4 separate regions of the Homo sapiens genome follow, and all the other regions are linked to region 1. A link is a contact called in ENCODE Hi-C or POLR2A ChIA-PET data. All regions are on one chromosome and are shown on one strand. Each heading gives the region's core, a stretch centred on a gene start or an enhancer-like site at or near the end of the contact. The rest is flanking DNA. Distances are from core to core; before and after follow the strand shown.

Region 1 (4,273 bases), core at 224-2,723:
TTTAATTTGTTGTTGTTTCCCCCTCCTTTTTTTTTTTTTTGGAGGAGTCTCACTCTGTAGCCCAGGCTGCAGTGCAATGGCGCCATCTCAGCTCACTGCAACCTCCGCCTCCAGGGTTCTAGCGATTCTCCTGCCTCAGCCTCCCGCGTAGAGTGGATTACAGGCGCCTGCCACCAAGCCCGGCTAATTTTTTGTTTTTTCAGTAGAGACGGGATTTCACCATGTTGGCCAGGCTGGTCTCGAATTCCTGACCTCAAGTGATCCAACCGCCTCGGCCTCCCAAAGTGCTGGCGTGAGCCACCGCGCCCAGCCTGATTTGAATTTTAATTCATTAGCGACGTTTAAAAATCCCAGGATTTCACATAAAAATCCAGATTTCAGACGTCGAAAAAAAATGTAAAATGTTATCTCCCAATGCCGCAGGCAAACAGGATCACAGTCCTGAATAGCAACCGCGGTATCTAGTGGTTACGGTTCTCACATCCATTTTGCTCCATTTTATTACCTGAGAGGACCGGTATTTTCAAAACCTGGTGTATCAGTAACTTTTAGGGAAAACTTTTGAAAAAAGGACTGCACACACGCACCCTTTCTTCCTTCTCGTTCTTTGAAAGGAAACAACAGAAACGATTCATTCTGCAGGCATTCTGCGCTAGTCCCACGGACAGGCGACTAACAAGAGATAAAAAGGTGTGGGTCCCATAGGCGGTACGGTGTTACCCCTTCTGGTTGGCGGGTACCACGTTGCCGGTCGGGATACGGACCCACTGCGACTAGCACTAGGAGTGCTGACCCGAGCTATGCAAAGTTCTGACGAGAAGGCGGAACGGTACTTAATGAAGAGGATTAAGGAATCTAAATCGGTTTCGCTAAATTAGACACATCTGTCTAAGCAGCCACGGTCTATTCGCAGCAGGGGCGGGAAGACAAACCAACGCCCCAGCTCTCCGTTCAATCACCCGCAACTCAGCTCTGGATTAGACGCACCCTACGAAGATACCCGGGTTTCCGGAGCAACCGCCCGGGCCGTCCCCCTTTGGCCCCGCCTCCGAGACTCTTTCCCGCCAAAGGCCGTTATCGCCGCAGAGCATGGTGGGACAACGCTTTAGGCTAGGTTTCACCAAGTGCTTTGAAGGCGCCGAGTTGCTTTCAAAGATCCTCATTCCTGGAGAAATCGACCATCCTTCAAGACCCGACCTGGATGACTAGCTCCTTTAACGAAAGTTCGTTATTTAACTTTTACCAAACGGCTGGTCACTCTGTTCGCAAACCACCCCAAGCTGGGAACGCGGGGGACTTTTTTACCCCCTTCGTGGGGAGGGTGACGTCGCGCGTGCGTGCGCGTGCGCTGAACGTAGCCCTCGCAGCACCCGTTGCGCTCCCGCGCGTGCGTGTTGGGATCGAATCGCTGTTTCCTTCCGCTTCTCTTCCTCTGTCTCCCCCCCATATCCGTGCGCCGAGCTGATAAAGGCGCCATTTTGGAGGGGCCGCGGGAGACGTGGTGCCGCTGCGGGCTCGCTCTGCCGTGCGCTAGGCTTGGTGGGAAGGCCTGTTCTCGAGTCCGCGCTTTTCGTCACCGCCATGTCGGGAGGTGGTGTGATTCGTGGCCCCGCAGGGAACAACGATTGCCGCATCTACGTGGGTAACTTACCTCCAGACATCCGAACCAAGGACATTGAGGACGTGTTCTACAAATACGGCGCTATCCGCGACATCGACCTCAAGAATCGCCGCGGGGGACCGCCCTTCGCCTTCGTTGAGTTCGAGGACCCGCGGTGAGGCGGCATGGGGCTTGCAGCCTTGAGGAAATAGGTCCGAGTAGTTGGGGAAGGCTCCAAGGCCTTAACATAGAGAACGGGGAAGCGGGGGCTCTTAGAGAGGTTGGGGCGAGACTGTATCGCCCATGCAGGAGTCGAGTAAGGAGCTGAGTTGATGTGGCTTCTCTGGCGCCTCGCCTTGGACGTCCCCGGAGCCCATTCGCAGGCTGGAGCGGGAAACTGAGGCGCTGAGGGCTGGTGTAGTGGTTGGGAGCCTGGCGTGTTTCTGGGTGGGGGAGGGGCCATTCCTATTATGCGGCGCATGTGGGCTCTTCCACGTTGGGTGCGCATGTGCGGGGGGTTTGCTGGTTCCCAACTGAGCGAGCTTCTCCTCCTGGTGTTTCTCATCCCTTTTACTTTCTGCGATCCCGCAGAGACGCGGAAGACGCGGTGTATGGTCGCGACGGCTATGATTACGATGGGTACCGTCTGCGGGTGGAGTTTCCTCGAAGCGGCCGTGGAACAGGCCGAGGCGGCGGCGGGGGTGGAGGTGGCGGAGCTCCCCGAGGTCGCTATGGCCCCCCATCCAGGCGGTCTGAAAACAGAGTGGTTGTCTCTGGTGAGTGTACTGGTTGTGTGGATTGATGTGAAGGGACGAAAACTACCTAAAATTTTTCTCTTGCGTGACAGGTTTAATAATTGCAAATTTTTCATGCTAGGTCTTAAATTGCTTTAGTTTTTGGGTGAATTTAATAAACGAGGATTGCTGCTGTGGTGATTTACCAAATTAGGTTGCGGTACTAGATACGAAGATCGTTACAAATAATTTTGGACTCTGGATTCCAGAATCTTACCAGCTCTCTTTACCTGGTATCACTTAAGTACACCTATTAAGTACTTTAAAGTACTCTTTGTCCTAATGTACCTTACCAGCTTAACGTGAAATTTAAGATAATTGGTACTAAGAAAAAAAAAATCACTTTTTCAGGACTGCCTCCAAGTGGAAGTTGGCAGGATTTAAAGGATCACATGCGTGAAGCAGGTGATGTATGTTATGCTGATGTTTACCGAGATGGCACTGGTGTCGTGGAGTTTGTACGGAAAGAAGATATGACCTATGCAGTTCGAAAACTGGATAACACTAAGTTTAGATCTCATGAGGTAGGTTATACACGTATTCTTTTCTTTGACCAGAATTGGATACAGTGGTCTTAACAGTGGAATTTCAAGGTAAGGATTCAGGCAAGGTTGTCCAAGTAAATTGCCAGATTTCTGGTTTTAGTTACATTGTATTCATTCAGCATGTCTGAAGATAGATGAAAGCTTAGATCTTTCAATGGAAAGTTCTGTCTATCCAATAGGGAGAAACTGCCTACATCCGGGTTAAAGTTGATGGGCCCAGAAGTCCAAGTTATGGAAGATCTCGATCTCGAAGCCGTAGTCGTAGCAGAAGCCGTAGCAGAAGCAACAGCAGGAGTCGCAGTTACTCCCCAAGGAGAAGCAGAGGATCACCACGCTATTCTCCCCGTCATAGCAGATCTCGCTCTCGTACATAAGATGATTGGTGACACTTTTTGTAGAACCCATGTTGTATACAGTTTTCCTTTATTCAGTACAATCTTTTCATTTTTTAATTCAAACTGTTTTGTTCAGAATGGGCTAAAGTGTTGAATTGCATTCTTGTAATATCCCCTTGCTCCTAACATCTACATTCCCTTCGTGTCTTTGATAAATTGTATTTTAAGTGATGTCATAGACAGGATTGTTTAAATTTAGTTAACTCCATACTCTTCAGACTGTGATATTGTGTAAATGTCTATCTGCCCTGGTTTGTGTGAACTGGGATGTTGGGGGTGTTTGTGGTTATCTTACCTGGGGAAGTTCTTATGTTTATCTTGCTTTTCATGTGTCTTTCTGTAGACATATCTGAAGAGATGGATTAAGAATGCTTTGGATTAAGGATTGTGGAGCACATTTCAATCATTTTAGGATTGTCAAAAGGAGGATTGAGGAGGATCAGATCAATAATGGAGGCAATGGTATGACTCCAAGTGCTATTGTCACAGATGAAATTGGCAGTATTGACCTTATACTAAAAGGCAGGGGTTAAAAATGATTATATACATTTTCCTTAAAACACTTGCAAACATTTTATTCAGTTGTCTTTAGCTACAATTGCTTTGCTTTTTAAACCTTGGCAATTGTGGCAAAATTATATTGCCCATTTTGTAGCAACTTATTTTGCTCCCTTCCCCCCATTTTTGTTTTAATAGGGACTAATGTGGGAAGAACTGGCTAATTTGTCACAGTGCTTAGTTACAACTGTTAATGTGTGACCTGCTGTTGGTGTACATGTGGGTACAGGGTGTTTTTAAATCCAACAAGATAGAGTATAATATCAATACTGCTAAATCTGCATGTCCTCTGTGTGACTGATAGAGCGTTGCTATTTCATTTTTTTAAGACAAAATGAAAGCAAAATATAGAGTTCCAATGTATTGGTGTAGATAATCTAG
Region 2 (4,528 bases), core at 1,021-3,520, 1.1 Mb before region 1:
ATGCCTTTCAAAACTTTTCACAACTTAGCTCTAATGGCCCTTTGCCATAGTCTCTTCTAGTGACTAGCGGTTTGTACTTCCAGGTATACTAAACACCAAATACTTTCTGTTTCTTTCTATCAGCCTTTCCTTCTGTTTAGAGTATCCTCTTCCAAGTCAACTTATACCTAGCCTTCAAGATTCTGTTATTTTATCTTATAGATATTAGTTGAGTGCTTATAATCCACCAAGTACTATGCTAGGTGCTGGCATACAATCCTGAACAACACCAACATAGTCTTTGTCCTTCTAGAATTTTTTTTTTTTTGGGGGGGTGGACAGAGTCTCGCTCTGTCACCCGGGCTGGAGTGCAGTGGTGTGATCTCAGCTCAATGCCACCTCCACCTCCTGGGTTCAAGCGATTATCCTGCTTCAGCCTCTTGAGCACCTGGGATTATAGGGGCGTGCCACCACACCCGGATAATTTTTGTATTTTTAGTAGAGATGGGATTTTGCCATGTTGGCCAGGCTGGTCTTGAACTCCTTACCTCAAGTGATCCGCCCGCTTCATCCTCCCAGAGTGCTGGGATTACAGGTGTGAGGCACCATGCCCAGCCTCCTTACAGAATTTATACTGGCTGAAATGTCATCTCTTTTGCACTTCTATAGCACTTTATACACATCTTTATTATAAAATGTATTACATTTCATTGTAATTTTTGCTTGTATGTTTGTCATCCTGCTGGACTGTGAGCTTTTCAAGGGTGTGACAAATTTCATTCATCTTTGTTTTCCCAGCATCTAGAATACAGCAGGAGCTAAATAATGTTTCATTCAATAAAGAATGAAAAGAAGCATTCCTGCTAAGTGTTAGCTAGCAAGTGTTATTTTAGTTAAGGAATATATTCTAATATTGTCAAATTCTCTTGGTTAGGGAGGTTTTTACTTCTTCATATCATACCACATCTTCATATGGCTAAAAGATGGGTCTAAAGCTATTTTCCAATAGGAAGATGCAATAAATAATACAGTAAGAATTACAGTCTTTTGCAGGAGTTGGCGCTGCTGCTTCTGTGAAAACTCCACCCAATGATATGAAAAGTTCTTTGCGGCCGAGCGTGGTGGCTCACGCCTGTAATCCCAGCACTTTGGGAGGCTGAGGCTGGTGGATCACGAGGTCAGGAAATCGAGACCATCCTGGCCAAGAGGGTGAAACCCCGTCTCTACTAAAAATACAAAAATTAGCCGGGCGTGCTGGCGTGCGCCTGTACTCCCAGCTACTCAGGAGGCTGAGGTTGTAGTGGGCCGAGATTGTGCCACTGTACTCCAGCCTAGGCGACAGAGCGAGACTCCGTCACAAAAAAAGAAAAAAAAAAAAAAGAAAGAAAGAGAAGAAAAGTTCTTTGTTCTGGGGTACTTTCAAAGCTGTAGCAGCAACGGAAATGACTGTTGCATTTCATTGCCATCTTCCTAAAACACATTTTTATGGAAGTCTCTTGCGCTCCTCCACAAATAGCCTTCAATTACTTAATTTCCATTAGCAGTCCAATTGATTCTTCTTGAACACCCATAGCACTATTTCTGGGTACTTGCTTTTTTTAAATTTTATGTTTTATGCTTTTTTTTTTTTAAGCATTGCTGTTTTTGTTCTGTCTTGTTTTTCCAAAGAGACTGCAGCTCCCTAAAGTCTCATCCCGCACAGTATTAGGCACTCAGTAAACAGGACACGCATTTAAAATTGACACTCTAACAGCATGCCAGACAATATCGAGTAACATAGTAATATTCCCAGTCAAGAAATGTACCAACTTAAACTTTAATGTGCATAGAAATCACTCAGGGAAATCTTGTTAAAATGTATATTCTGATTTAGTAAATTTGGGTGGAGTCCGATAATTTGCATTTGTAACAAGCAAACAAGAGATGCGGATGCCGCTGATCTGTGGACTTGCATTGAGCAGCAAATATGTAAAGAAATGTTCAAAAGGAAGGCAGATGCTTTGCTCCAAAACGTATCTTGCGAAGTGTTAATTAAATAGAAGTATGGTTAAGATGAAGCCAGGCCGAGCACTTCTTCCCCAGCCCCAAACCTCCCCTTCCTCCTTTCCATTTCCCCTTCGTGTCCAGCCAAAGTCCCCACCTCCCTAAACCATAAAAACACAAGCAGCAACAGGCCCAGCTACTCAAGACGCGAGCTCAGATAACAAAGAAATAATCGTTCCTGCACTTACTAGTCTAAGAGCCGGGGGAGTCGATGGAGTCCGGGCTGTGGCCTCTCCCACGCCATAAAGAAAAATTCAAAATTAAATCCTTGTCAGGGAGAGGCCAATCGTAGACACGGTCTCTGCACGATTCGCTCTTCGGATGGTGTAGGAGCACAGCCCGGCTTGTGATTGGCTGAGATAGCACAGAGCTCCAGCCAATCAGAGCTGAGGCGCTTCTGGTATGAATAAGGAGAAGGCGGGAGAGAAGGGGAAGGAAAGCCGGAGGGGAAAGAAGGTGTGTTACGTCCCCTCTGCTGTCGGTGGAAGCTCTGGTGTGATTGGTTGGCTCTTCTTCCAATTGCACCAATCTCAAGCTCTTCTCTGCAGAGCCCTAACTACAAAATTGAAAGTAGAGAGGAGGGGGCAGCCAATGGAAAAAAAAATTTGCACAGCAGCCAATCCTCCTGCGGCGTTTTGTGCCTTTGCCCAACAGGAAAATGTGTCTCATGCAGAGGGGCGTTACCCAGTCTCCAATGGGCGGGAGCCGGTGGAACGGAGGAGCCAATGAGTGCGAGATGTTGAGTGACAGCTGTCCAATGGAGGCCCTCCGTGCTAGTACGGCTTGCGGCTTAAGCGCCGCCGCGGTCTGCGGAATGTCAACTATTCAACATGGAGGCGGAGGTCGATAAGCTGGAACTGATGGTGAGTGCAAAGTGAAGGAGATCTACTGGGTAGTTTATTTTTCCCCCATGGCCTCGGAGGTGGGGCACAATTTGGAGTCGCCGGAAACTCCGGGCGGCGGAGGCTGGACCAGAGTCGAGTTCCCTCCTCCTGCACCAAAGGGAGCCGCCACCGTCTGGTGTCTAAACCGCCTCGGGTAAGGGGTTACATCCGGGAAACTCGTCAGGGAAATGGCGGGAGATGCTGAGGGTGCGGGGCCTTTGGAATTCCTTGTTCCTTGCCCTCACCTTTACACCCCTTACGAAACTGCGCCGGGTGCAGACCGCATTCTGTGTTTGTACCAAAAAAGATGTGAATGGAACGGTCCCTAAGCGTCCCAAGAAGGGAGAGGTGGTTCACACTCCAAGAAAGGGGAACGGAGGGTGGGGTGGGGAATAAACTGACGGGGGCGAGGAGAAATCCCTGTAGGGCCAACCCGCTCACGTTCTAAAAGGCGGGCCGAGAAAGTCTGAGAAAGGATGCTAGACTTGTATGCACAACTTCCTAACGGCCAAGGAACCCGTTTCTGTTTGATCCGGAGGTGGCAAACCGTGGGTGAGGGAAGAGGTGTGAGCGAAGGGGATCGTAACCACGAGCTCCGCTCCCGGAGCGCGGGCGGGATTGAGACAGGAAAGGCATCCTGCTCTGGAGTTGTGCACTTTCATTCATCTGTGAAAGTAGAAAACGGGGGCGAAGAATTGGAAAGCACTCCCGTTGTTGCTGGCGTGTTTGGCCTGCTCGGGGGGCGCCCAGCTGGGGGGCTGTCCTAGTTTTCTTTAAGGATCCGTCCCTCACTTGTTCTCTTTATTCCCTCCCTCCCATCCTTAGATTACCAGCTTGATCGCCCGCGCTTTTTTCCTCTTAGTGTCCTTGTTCTGTCTTCAGCCCTTTTCGTTCAGCATTATCTTTTTTTTCTTTTCTTTTCTTTTTTTTTTTTTTTCCCAGGTTGGGCTGCTTTCCTTAAAAACCTGGACTTTGGAGGAAGCGCCTGCCACTGAGCTCCTGTCTTTTTTTGTTTGTTTGCTTGTCTGTTAAATACGATTGGCCGGGCGCGGTGGCTCACGCCTGTAATCCCGGCACTTTGGGAGGCCGAGGCGGGCGGATCAAGAGGTCAAGACATTGAGACTACCCTGGCCAACATGGTGAAACTCCGTCTATACTAAAAATAAAAAAATTAGCCGGGTGTGATGGCACGCGCCTGTAGTCCCAGCTACTCGGGAGGCTGAGGCAGGAGGATCGCTTCAACCTGGGAGACGGAGGTTGCAGTGAGCCGAGATCGCGTCACTGTACTCCGGCCTTGCGACAGAGACAACGTCTCAAAAAAAAAAAAGATTAAGTTTTAAAAAAGTAAAAGACTTCTTTCTTCGTTTGTAATCCGTCCCTCCTTCCCACGCCATTCCCTGGCATTACTGCTTAGGTATCCTTTGTGCCTGCCCTGCTTTCTTCAAGCTGAATCTTGGGTCTCTAACTTCTTCCTTGGAAAGGATGGGTGGTGATCCTGGAAGAAACCTCACCCACCCCCCATTCCCACCCCAGAAAAAGTGAGGCCTTGATATATCTTATTTTCTTCTGTTGTGCTAATGAATTGGAGTGCCTCTCATATACAAATTTAATTTGAAGGCTTT
Region 3 (4,137 bases), core at 410-2,909, 1.1 Mb after region 1:
GGCCACAGAGCTGGGTGCTGGTGGAAAAAAGACTTGGCCCTTGCTACATTTTAAAAAGTCAGAGAAAAAAGGGAATACACCAAACTGGTTCTTAGATCACCTTGTTTGTAGCTCTTGTAAGCGATGGGATGGGGAAGGTCGGAGGAAATGGCTGTCTGTGTAAACCCTCTGCCTGCCCACCGACCCATGGCAAAGCTGGCTGCTAGGGTCAGTGAGAGGAGCCGCACACACTGAGCCCTTCTTCTCTGACACAGGTGACCCTGGAGAGCATGACCCAGCGTCCACACACAAATCCACACGCCCTGTGAAGAAGGTCTCCAGTAAGTAGCCCCACCCCTGTCTCCATGGCAACAGCATGGCTGTGGCCTCCCCAGGCTCTGGCCAAGTCACTTCCGGCCCATCCCGAGTCACTGTGGGGCCTGGACCTCAGTGGGAAAGAAGTTGGTGGCAGTCCCCACTGCGGGGGGCTGTAGGGCTGTGGCAGAAGCTCCGCTGTCCATCAGCATTGCACGTTTGGGCTGCCTGGAACAGCAAGATGCCTGAGGCTGGCTTGTTTTGAGAAATATTTACTATACCCAAGTCCTTGGGCAGAGCCTTGGGCAAGGAGACTGATGGCGGTCCAGGAAGGGTGGAGGCTAAACCTCCTTGGCATCTCAGCAGTGTTAAGTCTCTGGGTTGTAATGGGCTTCTGCTATTACCATGTTTCTCAACTGTTTTTTTTTTTTTGGTTTCTCACTGTTACCCTCCTCCTGCTCATCCCCAGAACCATTTGAGAAAATTTTTTTCCTAATTACAACCCATGAAATTTTAATACCACCCATCTACTGCATAACTGTTTATGTTTGTGCTTTTACACATAAAAAGAGTAATCTTTTTTACTCCCCCTCCCCCAAGGATCCATTTTTGCCCTCCTAGGGGTACTATCCCCCTCATTGGGCAGGCACCTGCCATTGACATGGGGGTTGAGGAGAAGAGTGGTCCTGTTCTGCAAATGTGGACAATAGTGATATCGAGGCCACAGGATGATTCTGAGTGATGAGGGGACACTGATTGTGAGAGCTCTTTATGAGCCATATACCACTGAGATGTCCATATACCACTGAGATGTCCATATACCACTGAGATGTCCATATACCGCTGACATGTCCATATACCGCTGAGATGTTCATATACTGCTGACATGTCCATATACCGCTGAGATGTCCATATACTGCTGACATGTCCATATACCGCTGACATGTTCATATATCGCTGAGATGTCCATATACCGCTGACATGCCCATATACCGCTGACATGTTCATATACCACTGACATGTCCATATACCACTGAAATGTTAGCTGTCATTGCTTCCCTGAAAAGTTGGTGTGAACCCAGGAGGGCTGGCTGCACACTGCTGGTGTTGGGGGGATGAGAGAGCCAGGGCTTGCTCTTTGTTGTTGTTGCTTGTGCTTAGTGTTCAGGTCACCTGTAGCAGGCAGAGTGTGGTATCGGTCCCCGAATGGAACAGAGTCAGGGCTGGGATGCCTGGTGCAGATGGAGGAGGGAGCCCTTAGCTGGGCCGGAAAACCTCGAAGGGTACTTTGTGTGAAAAGAGGAGTGAAAGAGGAAGTGGAAAGGTACTGTTGACCTGTGTCCTTCCCCAGTCACCTTCCTCTGAAAGCTCCTCCCTTAGTATGAATGAGGTAGGGATGCCGGCCAGCAGGCAGGTGTGTTCCCCAGTGAGGTGAGGTCCTCATGTCACAGCAGAATGACACCCTGGAGAATAAAGTTCGGGAATGAATCAAGGCTCCTCTAGGCTGAAATGGGGAAATAGGGGAGGGGGTATGGAGTAGTCCCAGTGCAGAGAGATGTCTAAGGGTAGGTGATGAGGGAGGTGCCTGTGCCCTAGATTGATGTCACAGCCTGGGCCTCCCAAGATGCTGGTCCACAGGGAGTGGGTGGGAAAGTGGCAGAAGGGGAGGAAATGGGAGAGTGAGCGACTGTGAGTGATGTGACTTCGAAGTAGGAGAAGCGGTAGCAAGGGGGCTTTGTGGTGTGATGGGGGTCTGGGGGAGGGAGAGGGTAATAGGAGAGAGCAGGGCTTATCTGTAATGTCAGGTGTCCTGCAGGTGGGCAGGGATATGATTTCAAAAACGCCCCTTTTTGTTCCAGTGTTGTGGAAGGTGGCAAAGAAGGAAGCTGGGATCTTCTAGCCCACTTGAGTGGACTTTGGACTCACCTGGAGGGCTTGTACATCACAGATTGCTGGGTCTCACCCCCAGCCTTTATGATTCAGTGGCTCTGGCTTGGGGCCCAAGAATTTGCATTTACTATTTTTTAAGAGACAGAGTCTCGCTCTTTTGCCTAGGCTGGAGTGCAGTGGTGCGAACAGAACTCATTGCAGCCTCGAACTCCTGGGCTCAAGTGATCCTCCTACCTTAGCCTCTTGAGGAGTTAGGACTGTAGGCATGTGCCACTAAGCCAGGCTAATTAAAACAATTTTTTTTTTTTTGTAGAGACAGGATATTGATATGTTGTCCAGGCTGATCTTGAACTCCTGGCCTCAAGCAATCCTCCTACCTCAGCCTCCCAAATTGCTGGGATTACAGGAGTAAGCTACAGTGCCTGACCAATAATTTGCATTTCTTAGGGGTTCTCTGGTGATGTCACTGCAGCTGGCTTGGGCACCAGACTTTGAGAACGACTATTTTAGCCAAACTCAGTTCCTGTAGGTAGACACTCCAGATATTTTTAAAAGACTTGGCAAGCATTTTTTTTTTTTTTTGAGACAGGGTCTCATTTTGTTGCTGAGGCTGGAGTGCAGTGGCAAGAACACAGCTCACTGCAGCCTCATCCTCCTGGGCTCAAGCAATTCTTCTGCCTCACCTCCCAAGTAGCTGGGACTACAGGTGTGTGCCACTAGGCCTGGCTAGTTTTTTCTTTTTTTTTTTTTTTGTAATTTTGTAGAGATGGGGTTTCCCCATGTTGCCCATGCTAGTTTCTAACGCTTGAGATCAAGTGGTTCCTGCACCTTGGCCTCCCAAATTGCTGGGATTCCAGGCATGAGCCACCATGCGCCCAGCCCTTGGCAAGCATTTTTTTTTTTCTGATTCCCTATTTGGTTTTTGTGTTTTTTCCTTTATGGAAATATAATTTACCTGCAGTAAATCTCTTTTTTCCCTGCAGTAAATCTTAAATGTGCAGTTAGATCTATTTTGACAAATGCATACATGTGTTACCATTGTTCAAATCAAGATAAAGAATTTCCCTTTCTCCAGAAAATTCCTTCATGCTCCTTATTAGTCAGTCCCCGCCCCCACGACCGCTCATGCTGGTTTCTATCACTATAGATTCATTTTGCCTGCTGACTCCTTCTGTTTTTCAAATTAAAACATCCTTTTATTTGTCTGGGTCAAATTCATGCACATGAATGTTATTATTTTGAAAATGTCATTGTGTTGTGCCTTAAAAGAAATTAAATCTGAAAACTTTCTTTTGCAGAAGAGGAAAAGAAATCCAAGAAACCTCGTAAGTTATGCATTTCTGCAACTGTTCGTTTCTTGAGACTGCCCGAGCACAGAACTAAATGCTGGTAGTGAGAGTCGACCTCTCTCATCAGGGTTCTGTGATGGGTTCTATATGATTCCATTCTGTAATGGCAGCAGGCCTGAGGCTGGAGGGGAGGACAAGCATAAGTGAGATGAATAAGGTGACTTTAGCCTTGTCTGTTTTCCCCTGTGTTGTCCTGCTGTTCAGGCGTGTGTTTGTAGAAGTGGCTCTTAATCAGTGTGGAAGGGAGTAGAGGCCATCCCGTTGCTCTGTATCATATTTCCCTTTCCTTACCCCCAGCCCCTGTCCCTGCCTTACCCAGCAAGCTTCCCACGTTTGGAGCCCCGGAACAGTTAGTGGATTTAAAACAAGCTGGCTTGGAGGGTAAGTTATCATGGGCAAGGAGCTTTGGGGTGTCCACTCTGAGTTTGTTCTGCAAATCACTCTCTGTTTCCTCTCCCAGCTGCAGCCAAAGCCACCAGCTCACATCCGAACTCAACATCTCTCAAGGCCAAGGTGCTGGAGACCTTCCTGGCCAAGTCCAGACCTGAGCTCCTGGAGTGTGAGTAGCTTCGGGGCTGGTGCGCGGTTCCACTGGTTCTGTCTC
Region 4 (4,626 bases), core at 1,184-3,683, 1.6 Mb before region 1:
AGGCTGTAGTTATTTGGGCTCCACAATTAATCAACTGGAGCACAGTCATATTAGCTAAGCAAGCTTAAGTTTAGGCATGACATAGCAATCCAAAACACAGAGGACTGAATTTTTCAATTTGCAAATCGCTTTATATTCAAAATCTTCAAATTATTTGAGAAGAAAATGGCTTCATTCAAGCATCTGCAGAAACTTTGATCCAGTTACAAAACAGACATGTATTAAATTTGTCTTTAATAAGTGACAAGGTTGGGTTCGAATCTTTGGGATCATTTAACAATTCTTGTCTCCTCTTTAAAAGAAATGAAAAGCTATTACTCCAACCACCACAAGATTTAGTAGTGAGCTACACATCTGCCGTGGAAAATAAAGAGCAGCTGTACTTGATTCTCTGTGTGGTTTATAAACATTTGTCTGCAGAAAGATATTTCAGATGCAGTTTAATATGAAAATAAGCCCGCGTTTTCCCCTCACACTTAAGAACAGCACCCCTCAACTCTCCACATTCATTTGCCACCCCACTTTAACAAAAGCAACCACAGCAACTAAACTTGGATTGATCAAAAAAAAATGTCCATTTTGTTATTTAACATTTTTAACCCTCTGTAAAAGTGTTTTTATTGCCAAGGTATATTCCATTACTTCAGATGAGTTATTTGAAAATTATAGATGACTGAGGAAAGTGCATTATTTAACTCATTTTATGGGTAAAAATTTATTATTCTTTACATTTCAAGCCTTAAAGGAAAATAAGTCCTTGCTAGTGCAAACATGGTAATACTTGCAAAGAAATATGAAATTATGTTACTTATAGCCTGAATGTTAAAACCTTTTATTAACAAGAATCCTTTATGTATGCTATGCCAATGGGGAAATGTAAATAAAAATGGTCTTCAATGGTAAAGTGTCTAATAGGTCACTGATATCAGTGTCATGTCAAACCACTGCATTCCCTGTCATTATGGAATTAGCCCTTCAGACGACTGAGCTGAGGCAGGTTTCTTTAAGGGGATATTTGGGAAGAAAGCAAATTAATAGGAATAAATTATTTAAGCTACAGTAAAAAACAGGATTGGTGACACAGGAAAATCAAAAGCTCTGAAGAGGTTTAATTCAGTGAAGCCTTCCAATGGTCACCTGCCTAGGCCCGCCACTGGCATGTTGCCAGATAACAATATGTTGCCTCCAGGATAAGGAACCATGGGGAAGAACTCTAGAACTTACTAAAGGGAAGCCAGTCACAGACCAAATAGCCCTGCAGGTCTCAGAGCAGCTGTGCTGTCCCCAGGGCTCTGTTCAATTCCATGCGATCCTGAAGAAGATATTCAAAACTACCTGCTACTACTCGAGAAGACTAAAAGATAACCTCTGTATCACTCTTTCCTACCTTCCAGAACCAAAGAGGGGTTAAGAGCCACAACATCCCCAGAGAAATAAAAAAAGGGGGAAGGGGAGGCGAGTTTCCTTAGGGAGTTTGACCGCACACACTCTGAGATTGACATAGCTCTAAGAAATGCGTTCTCCCATTCTACCCTCGTTCCGTTCTTTCAGTGACCTTCTGTCCCTACTGCCTCAGGGAAGGCAAGAGAAAAGCCACCGCCTCACCACCACCCCCAACCCCCACCACCGGAGAAGGTGCCTTTCTCAGTTGAGAGCCGCAGAGGGAGGGAAAAAAAAGGTTGCTCCTCCCCAACCCACCCGCCCCACAACTCCTGGGTGCAGACACGATGAGGGAAAGAGGAGAGCAATGGAAGGTGACAGCCCCGCACTGGCCCAGGGGATAAGAATCCTTGCTCTGGTAGAAACAAGGGAGAATCCCCCTCCCACTCCCCTACCCAAATGAATGAAATGAATAAAATGGGGAGAGAGTTTGTACGCGCAGTTCTGGCCATCCAGGAAGCAAGATCGAGAGGCCTTTGGATCCAGGCCTGGTCCTTGCAGCTCTTTGCACCCCAACTCCTGTCCTTTCCATCCAAGCCCCACATCATTTAATATTTTAAGCTTTCCAAGATAGTGCCCCCTCCTCCACCTACCCCAATCACCGACAACCCCCCCGCCCCTCCAGCTCCGATACTGCTCGGGCCCAGACTCCAGCGTCTTCCATCCTTCCTACCACCTTCTCCACAGCCCTCACCAGCCCGGGCCCGGCCGCACCTGGAGATGCTCCTGAAAACGAATTGGCAGAATCTGGGCCATGGCGCTGTCGGGGGTTATGGTCTCCTCCTGTCACTGGGGCTGCGGGGCAGTGGCTGCCCGGGCTCTCCAAGGGAGAGGAGGAGAAGGGGAGGGGGGAGGCTGGGCTCAGCAGGATCCTCTCCGGGGACGCAGGAAACTGGCAGGCAGACGAAAGAGCTCGGGTCGGGGGCGGAGGCTCCAGGGGCCAGGAGAGCCGCAATGGCGGAACCGGGCGCAGCGCAGACTCCGGAAACGGCTGAGCCCAGCGGAAGGATCCCGGCGACAGAACTCCGCCCAGTCGCCTCACCCCCTCCGCCTTATGTACCCCTCCACGGAGCGCCGCGCGCGGCGGGCGCAGGAATTCGGGGCGCAGTGCGCCCGGTGCCTCGCTTCCTGACGCCACATGGGGGGAAACAGAGGAACCGGAGGGACTACTTTTTTAGACTCATCACTTTCGCCAGTCTTCTCTTTCTCCCCCCACTTTTTTTTTTTCATTTTGCCACATCATGCGACTCGGGGCGACCGACGTCACTTCCGTGGGCGCTTTAGGTCCCACCCACGTACTTCCAGGTGCACGTGATACTGATGGGGAAGGGTCGGCTGATTGCTGCCAGAAATGGAGAGCTCGTTTTAAGGAAATGCGGCGTCTCCTGGGAGTGAAGAGGCTTTTGGGCCACCTTGAGGCATGACGGGTGCCGCTTCGTTTCCCTGCGACCGCTGCCTGTTTCGACTGAGCCCCTCACAGGAGGACGTGGCGGGGGCAGACGGGCGCAGCCTCCCGCCCTCTCCGTGACTCAGGGAAACGGCCTCGCCGCAGAGCGCTCCCTCGGCAGCTGGCTGCAGCACTCCTCCCCCGCCGGGCTTCAGAGTGGGTGGTTTCCTACAGCCTAGGGAGGGGGCCTGAAACGGGGTTTAAAATCTTCCCTGCCCTCACACAAGCCCTTCTGACTGTTGGAGAACCTGACGCGCGGATTCTAACTAGAACTGGCACTCTCTTCGGGTGTTAGATAATTAACTCAAAGGACAGCGAAGGCCTTTTATGATGTCTTTCAAGCTGGCCTTATGACAGCTTTTCTTAACGTTTCTGCGGACATTTTGGCGGACTTGTGTCGGCCTAGCTCAGTGATCAGTTTCGTTAAAGAATTTGAGTATCCGAACATTAAAGGATTGGACCTAAATTCTAGCAGGAGGATTTTTAGCCACATCAAATAATTTACGTCTCAAAGATTTAGATAATTAGGGTAAGGATGCTTAGTAAAACCCGAAGGTTCCATCGCGCCACTGCACTCCAACCTGGGCGACAGAGCGAGACTCCGTCTCAAAAAAAAAACAAACAAAAAAAAACCTGAAGGTTCCTGGAGGAAAGAGATGAACTATTAGCCGTGTATTTCGGTGGGACCACCTCAACATAGGTTCCTGTAGGTTAGCAATGTAGAAATGTAGCGCTTCAAAGCCGGAGCATCCTGTCTTCAAAGAGCATGAAGGTATCAACGGCATTCATTGTCGATTAATAATAACCTTTCTGGTACTTTCTTGCTAAAGTATAAGCCATAATAATATTTCATAATCGCACCAATACAATAAAGGATGAAAGACGTTAGTTCTGTGCCTTTTATCTTTGTAAGAGAGGTGATTCTCCCCCCCCACCCCCCGCCCCGCCGAAAGAGAAAAGCTCAAGTCCACAATAATTATTTTTAGTGTCCTTTTCAGTTAAAGGACATAAAACCCTATTGGGTAGACGATAGTTTTGTATGCTAAGCAGTTTAGGTTACAGTGAGAAGTTTGCCAATCATTTTAGTTGCTTTTAGTGTTTTTCCCTTTACTTAACTGTCTCACATACTGAGCATGAGAGAAGAGTCTGGCAGGTAAGAGGGCAAAGATTGTTCTGCAAAGAAAAGCCTTGCCACCATGTTGTAAGAGTGAATATTTATGCTTGCAAAATTTCTTTTTGTATTGTTAAGCTAAATACACGAAGATCCTCTGTTCCGCAACATTTGAAATAACCTAATGCCAGTCTAGTAATAACTGCTTTAAACCCTTTTTGGAAGTAGACAAATTCTAAATTAAAATTCTAAGGGAGTAATTGTTTTATTACAGTAATTCAATAGCTTGATCAAGTCACCTTTTCAATCTCAGAATCCGGAGATAAAAGAGCCGTATCATGAATGGGCCACCAAAATTTAATTAGTGTCTGGCATTTTCATACAGACCCTGTAACTTTAAGTACATTTAGAATCCCAAAAGCAGTTGATTTTAGCTATTTGGAGTGGAATATCTAACCAAAAAGTGCGCTGAGGTTGTTAGTGACTGCTACGTCATCACACATAGAAATTACACTGTTTTGAGAAATAATTTAGGAAGAGGAAAAATAGATCGTGATATCCTGGGTCATTTTGAAATGATCTTCAAATTAATCCAAAAATTTTCAAGAGAAAAAAAAAGTCAAGATGA

The links. Hi-C counts contacts between places; a loop is a spot of excess contacts on that map. ChIA-PET counts read pairs that join two places held with the same protein, here RNA polymerase II (POLR2A). Pooled maps may share reads with other maps.
Region 2: a map of naive thymus-derived CD4-positive, alpha-beta T cell shows a loop between it and region 1 (16-fold over the local background). The contact joins the promoter of PRR11 here to the promoter of SRSF1 in region 1. A Hi-C loop is called at or near these places in 3 of 168 maps with a recorded cell type or tissue (CD4-positive, alpha-beta memory T cell and naive thymus-derived CD4-positive, alpha-beta T cell), 1 of 37 single-sample maps with no recorded cell type and 13 of 50 pooled maps. POLR2A ChIA-PET finds 5 or more read pairs at or near these places in 2 of 52 experiments (CD4-positive, alpha-beta T cell and activated CD4-positive, alpha-beta memory T cell).
Region 3: a pooled map shows a loop between it and region 1 (4-fold over the local background). The contact joins the enhancer-like site here to the promoter of SRSF1 in region 1. A Hi-C loop is called at or near these places in 1 of 50 pooled maps. POLR2A ChIA-PET finds 5 or more read pairs at or near these places in 3 of 52 experiments (GM12878, WTC11 and activated B cell).
Region 4: a pooled map shows a loop between it and region 1 (18-fold over the local background). The contact joins the promoter of CLTC here to the promoter of SRSF1 in region 1. A Hi-C loop is called at or near these places in 10 of 50 pooled maps. POLR2A ChIA-PET finds 5 or more read pairs at or near these places in 2 of 52 experiments (CD4-positive, alpha-beta T cell and CD4-positive, alpha-beta memory T cell).

Annotation. Positions count from the first base shown.
Region 1 is chr17:58,004,446-58,008,718 of GRCh38, reverse strand. SRSF1 (serine and arginine rich splicing factor 1) reads left to right here and starts at 1,473. Exons shown (of 4, transcript NM_006924.5): 1 at 1,473-1,775; 2 at 2,192-2,376; 3 at 2,746-2,918; 4 at 3,119-4,273. The coding sequence starts at 1,582. The coding sequence ends at 3,313. RefSeq lists enhancers at 1,122-1,171, 1,120-1,838, 1,962-2,011, 2,282-2,331, 2,663-3,862.
Region 2 is chr17:59,153,488-59,158,015 of GRCh38, reverse strand. PRR11 (proline rich 11) reads right to left here and starts at 2,270. Exons shown (of 10, transcript NM_018304.4): 1 at 2,211-2,270. It overlaps SKA2 (spindle and kinetochore associated complex subunit 2), which reads left to right and starts at 2,830. Exons shown (of 4, transcript NM_182620.4): 1 at 2,830-2,885. The coding sequence starts at 2,853. RefSeq lists enhancers at 2,093-2,142, 2,803-3,042.
Region 3 is chr17:56,895,298-56,899,434 of GRCh38, reverse strand. TRIM25 (tripartite motif containing 25) reads left to right here. Exons shown (of 9, transcript NM_005082.5): 5 at 255-320; 6 at 3,483-3,509; 7 at 3,831-3,914; 8 at 3,994-4,092. Among named protein-coding and RNA genes, the nearest start is that of MIR3614, 6.0 kb to the right of the region's middle. Within about 2 kb of position 1,659, at least 3 of the 41 ENCODE cell types and tissues checked have a DNase peak (open chromatin) inside an H3K27ac peak, as active enhancers do.
Region 4 is chr17:59,617,702-59,622,327 of GRCh38, reverse strand. It overlaps CLTC (clathrin heavy chain), which reads right to left and starts at 2,433. Exons shown (of 32, transcript NM_004859.4): 1 at 2,155-2,433. The coding sequence starts at 2,196. RefSeq lists enhancers at 2,346-2,640, 2,370-2,719, 3,170-3,289, 3,300-3,349, 3,187-3,999.